Regions from separate parts of the Homo sapiens genome. Here region 1 is linked to region 2. A link is a loop called in an ENCODE intact Hi-C map of the cell type or tissue named here. Cell type or tissue: PC-9. All regions are shown on one strand.

The links. Hi-C counts contacts between places; a loop is a spot of excess contacts. Peaks named below come from ENCODE experiments on the same cell type or tissue, not always from the same donor. Only the 100,000 strongest peaks of a DNase experiment are listed, where the experiment ranks them.
Region 1: a loop joins it to region 2, with 10 times the contacts of the local background. A loop is called at or near these places in 58 of 110 quality-filtered maps.

The regions. Positions count from the first base shown.
Region 1 is chr2:120,551,909-120,554,408 of GRCh38, forward strand. It overlaps LOC105373585 (a long non-coding RNA gene), which reads right to left. Exons shown (of 4, transcript XR_001739681.3): 2 at 1,641-2,161; 3 at 1-1,416. Among named protein-coding and RNA genes, the nearest start is that of LINC01101, 87 kb to the left of the region's middle. RefSeq lists an enhancer at 1-104 and a silencer at 1,119-1,248. In PC-9, CTCF peaks have their summits at 1,162 (motif pointing left) and 1,368; a DNase peak (open chromatin) is centred at 1,153; H3K4me3 peaks cover 520 bases; H3K27ac peaks cover 537 bases.
Region 2 is chr2:120,342,083-120,344,582 of GRCh38, forward strand. It overlaps LOC105373989 (putative cuticle collagen 91), which reads left to right. Exons shown (of 3, transcript XM_047446882.1): 2 at 1,840-1,945. Among named protein-coding and RNA genes, the nearest start is that of INHBB, 2.8 kb to the right of the region's middle. RefSeq lists a cis regulatory region at 1,206-1,696. In PC-9, CTCF peaks have their summits at 1,453 and 1,656; DNase peaks (open chromatin) are centred at 1,519 and 2,349; H3K4me3 peaks cover 1,371 bases; H3K27ac peaks cover 370 bases.

The sequences.
Region 1 (2,500 bases), 210 kb after region 2:
GTCCCTTGGGGAGGAGAAGCCATCCACCTCATGGAAAGTGCTTTAGAGGCTCCTCTGTGGGTGCCCTACTCTGCACCCTTTGCGGGGACTCTCTGCTTCAGTTCGCAGGACAACCTTAATAGCTAACTGCAGAGAGGACTGAATGGTTAAGTAGCTCCTCCAAGGAAGCAGAGCCAAGTATCAGAGGCCGGTTTCCATCCAGGGATTGAGAGAAGAATCAGGAGCACATAGGCTGTGGCAGTAAAAAGCAGATCCCAAAGACAGTATAGGGCGGCTCGAAAGGGGCCTTCCTACATAGCCACCACCACGTGCTCCGGCGCTACCTCCAGGGGGCTGGGCGCAGCTGGAGGACACAGTTCGGCAGCTTGCTAGAAGCCTCCAGCTCTTCCTTTTCTGTATCCTTCAGGTGACTGTGGAAGGCTGGCCGTGCAGCCTGCCATCAGCCTGGCCTCAGCCGGGGAGGGGGACCTTTCTCCTGGAGGCCACAGAAACACTGAGGACCTCTCAGCTGAGAAGGTCAGATGGAGGTGCTGGATGATTGGAGGAGATCAAACTGATGAGGAAAACGCAAATGGCATCCTTCAGGAGCAAAAGCTGTCTCCTCTTTTACTTCACATGTCCACCCAGCAGCTCTATGAGTTCTGATTCAGCATTGCACTTACCACCCACCCTCCCCGCCTTTTACAGAAAAGGAAACTGAGGCTCCGAGGTTGCGGAGTTGCTTGCTCCAGCTGATGACAAAGGCAGGTAAAGCCAGGGCTAGAGTCCCTTCCCAGCCCTCCAAATGCCGTTAGCGCCATGATCCTACAGCCTCCTCAAAGTCCAGTCAGGCAAACTCTTGCCCTTGTTTCCATTAAACACATATCTTCATCTTTTTCGTACTTTTAATAATAGCAGGAAGTAAATCTGGCCATGTAATGTGAGAAAGGTAATAGTCCCAGGTCAGGAAATCCTGTTGCTTGGAGTCTCTTGGGAATGTTAACTTTCCCACTCTCACCCTACCGGGATCCTGACCTCCTGCACAGTTGGCTTCCTCAGGCAAAACTGGGCCAGAAATTCTGGGCCGTTGGCCAGAGTCAGACCTTCGTCCTCTGGTAGCGTCCGCTGGAAAAGAGGAGGCGAGAGTCACCAGGAGGCTGGCCCCACTCGCAGGCCCTGCCCTCTGCCGGTGGGTCCTATGGATGACACGAGGCCGCACTGGGCTGGAGAAGAAGAGAAGCTCCTGAGACACGCCCACTCTGCAGAGGGAGGCAACCGCACAGGTAATCCATCCTCTCTAGGCTTTTCTGTTCCCGTGCAGTAAGTGAAGTGAAGCAAGGTGAAGAAGTGAAGTGAGCATTCAGGACATGAATTGGCACGTGGTCGGTGCTAGAGGAGCTGGCAAGGTAGACTCTGGTCTCTTCTGTGGTGCTGAAGCTGGGGAAATAAGGAACAATCTCATCCACAGGCCAGGCCTCCGGCGTGCTCGGGAGCTACTGACGGAAACTCCTAGGGAACTTCCCTTGTGGAAAGAACGTAAGCTCCGCCCACTCGGGCAGCTGAGGCCATTGATTCGTTCACTCATTCGCTGGACTATTTCTCCAGCCCATGATCTTATTTTATAACAAGTACAACATTCATTCATTTTTACACATAATTACCTCACTTATTCCATGGAAGAACCCTGCAAGTTTGATGGTTGTAGCATGCAATTATCGATGGTTGCTCATGCAATTATTCATTCCTTCAACATGTAGCAATTGAGCTTCTTCAAATTGCCAGGCATGGGCAGGTGCCCAGAACACAGGCACAGTCCCAACCCTTGAGGAACCTACAGCCTGTTAGGAAGGCAGACCCTGATAAATAAACCATACAAGAAATTAGATCATTACAAGGCCAGGTGCAGTGACTCACGCCTATAATCCCAACATTTTGGAAGGCTGAGGCAGGAGGATTGCTTGAGCCCAGGAGTTCGAGATCAGCCTGGGCAACAGAGCAAGACCCTATCTCTAAAAAAAAAAAAAAAAAAATTAATTAGCCAGGCATGGTGGTGTGCCTGTAGTCCCAGCTAGACATGGTGGTGTGCCCGTAGTCCCAGCTACTAGGGGGGCTGAGGCGAGAGGGTCGCTTGAGCCAAGAAGTTTGAGGTTGTACTGAGACATTGTCCTATGAGACCCTATTCCTAAAAAAGAAAAAAGAAAGAAAATAGTTAATTACAGTGACAAGAAGTGCTTCAAGGGAGAGGTGCTTGGTGTTAAGTGAGCCCCTAACAGAGAGACCTGATGAAGTCTGGGGTCTGTGAACACCTTCTTGAAGAGGTGACCTGTGAGCTGGGGACTGGCAGGGGCTTTTTTCTCCAGTCTGGCACAGATCCCACCTGGGTCATTCATCCAGCATCAGTAAATTACATCACCCTCTGGCCCCTCTGGGTGCTGTGTTTGTGCTCCCACTTTATCATCCCATTGTGGCTGTCCTTTCTTTCGAGGTGCCAAACTTAGCTTGGATTTAGGGTTGTGGATGT
Region 2 (2,500 bases):
TATGGTTTGCCTTGTCACTTTTGGACGTTTCCATCATCCTCAACAGATAGTGATGGGTTATGCAAAAAAAAAAAAAAAAAAAAAAAAAAAAAAAAGGCGTGCGTGAGAGGAAGTGCTCTGTACTCTTCCAACTTCTGCAAGCCCGAATCTACAGTGTCGCCATGTTTCCTTCCTGCCTTCTCCAAGGAGTTCCTTGATGGCAGCAGGGAGCCAGCATCCTGCATTAGGGTGGCCTGGTCTTGCAGCTGCTTGGAGGGTGTTGGCTACGGCACTGATGTGCATTATTGTATTCAAAACTGACAGACGCAGTCACATCCTTAGCCGAGATGGAAGGCTGAGTTTACCAGTACAAGGAGAACCAAGCTCGATGCTAAATGAGGCTTTGAAGCAACAGGAACAGGTCCTTGCCCCTCAGGAGGGGAAGGGGAGCCCCCCCCAGAAACACAAGGTGATTTGGAAGAACTCAATTTACACCCTTGGCTCCCGTGGGCTGGGGGATCAGCAGAGGGCAGGATAATCCCAGCTTCTCGAGCAGATGGTTTCTGACTACCGCTTGACCCAGTTCCCTCCCAGCAGATGACTGGCAGCGGGGCTGACAGCTCCTCCACTAGGGGAGCAAAGTGTGGACCCTCCTCCCAACCTCCTCTTCCCTCCTCCCACCAGCAAGGACACGGCGGCTTTTGCCCCTCCCTGGTGCCAGGTCAATGGGCAGGATGCTGCATCTTCTTGAAGGCTTGAAGGCAGGGAAACCTCACCCATATTCTCTCCCTTTCCACAGCCCTGTCCAGCCCAGGTGGGGCTGACAATGAGAAGGGCTGGCCAGGAACACTCCTGTGAGGGCTTGTGTTGGGGAGTGGGGGTTGTGAACTCCTTCATTGGCTTTATGGCTTCTCTCATTTCTTCATTCAATCATTACTTCAATAAGTTCTCCCTGATCATCTGCCAGGTCTGGCACCAGATAGGGCCCAGGAAGTCTGCTTCCCATGCAGGAGACAGACAAGGGAGGAGATAACAGCCAGGCACTGGGCTGAGAGCCTCACTCAGGTAAAAAACTATACAGGGCACAACCGGGTCAGGGAAGGCTTCGCCAAGGAGGAGAGACTGGGCTGACTCTGAGAGCCTGAGAATGAGTTTGTCAAGTAGCTGGTGGCTGTGGTGACGGAGACAGCCGGGTGGGCAGATGCAAGCAAAACCAGGAGGTGGCCAGCCTGGCTCAAGGCCACCATGCAGGAGGTGCTTCCCAGGAGGCAGAAGCTCCCGGGCCACAGGCTCCCAGGCAGGGCAAGGGCAACCTGATGGGAGAGCAGAGACTCTGGCCCTGGTGGAGATTCTAAGGAGGCAGAAGGGCTGCCATCTCGGGGATCCTCCTGGATCCCTGCTTCTGACTTCGGTCGGCAAACTCACACCCGCCCTAGTTTTGCCCGCCAGCTTCGGGTCGGTTCCTCCGATTGGGAGGGAGGGGGCGCTCGGCTTCCAGACTTGCAGGCCGCCGCGGGCCTGCGGTCCCGGCCGAGCTCCACGGTGGCAGGGCTGGCCCGAGAGACTGGCGGTGGGAGGCGGGGGCAGGAGGCCACGCTCCGCCTCCGACGTCCCCGATTCCCCAATATCCTGGGAAAGCCAGGATGAACTCCCATCGTGCTTCTGCCTTGAGTCTAGCCCGTTGCGAGGGAACGGGGTACGGCTCCGTGTCCTGTGGGCATTGTCATGCGGCCCCAGACCCGGGTGGGGGCGTGAAGAAGGACAGAGGAGCGCATTGCACTTGGGGCCCCGGACGGGTCTGAAAGTCAAGTTTCCACTGACAGTGTTCCTTGTCCGGTGGCCTGAGAACGGTGACCCTAGAACCATCCTTTATCGGGTTGTGTGAAGAGCCTGGCCCAGTTGCCTCGCTGGGCCTCCCACCCAGCCCCTGTGATACAGGTGTTACTGTCCCTTCACAGAAGAAGAGGTAGGCGATAGGAAAGGTGAGGACTCTATCCAAGGTCACTCCTGCAAAGCTGGCAGTGGCTGAGCCCGAGTGGAACCCGGGTCTGAGTGAAGCCAAAGTTTGTCTGCTGGCGAAAGTGGGAATTCCCTGGGGGTGGGGGTGGGGGTGGGGTACTGTAGACCCTGCCAGCCCCTCAAGCCCTGAGGCTCAGTGGCCTCCGGGCCGCGCGCCTGGGATCCCGCACAATCGGGGCGTTCCTCCTGGCCCAGCAGACGCAGCCGCTGGCCAGGCCTCCAGTGGCTACTGCCTTCCCGCCCTCCAGCTCGCAGGGTCCACGCCTCGGCCAGTGCGACGGCGGCCCGGGGAGCTGGGTGAGGGCACTGCAGCCCCAGAGCGGCAGCCGCCGGCGGAGCCTGCCTCTGGCATCCCAGGCCGCGCCGCACCCCGCTCGCCTCGCCAGGCTCGGCCGCGAGGGAGCGCCCCGGGAGGGCCGGGGGCGGCCACGGCGGCGGGAGTCGCCTCTGCTGGTTGGGGAGGGCGGCAGCTGGGACAGAGGCAGGGCCTGCGCGGCGGCGG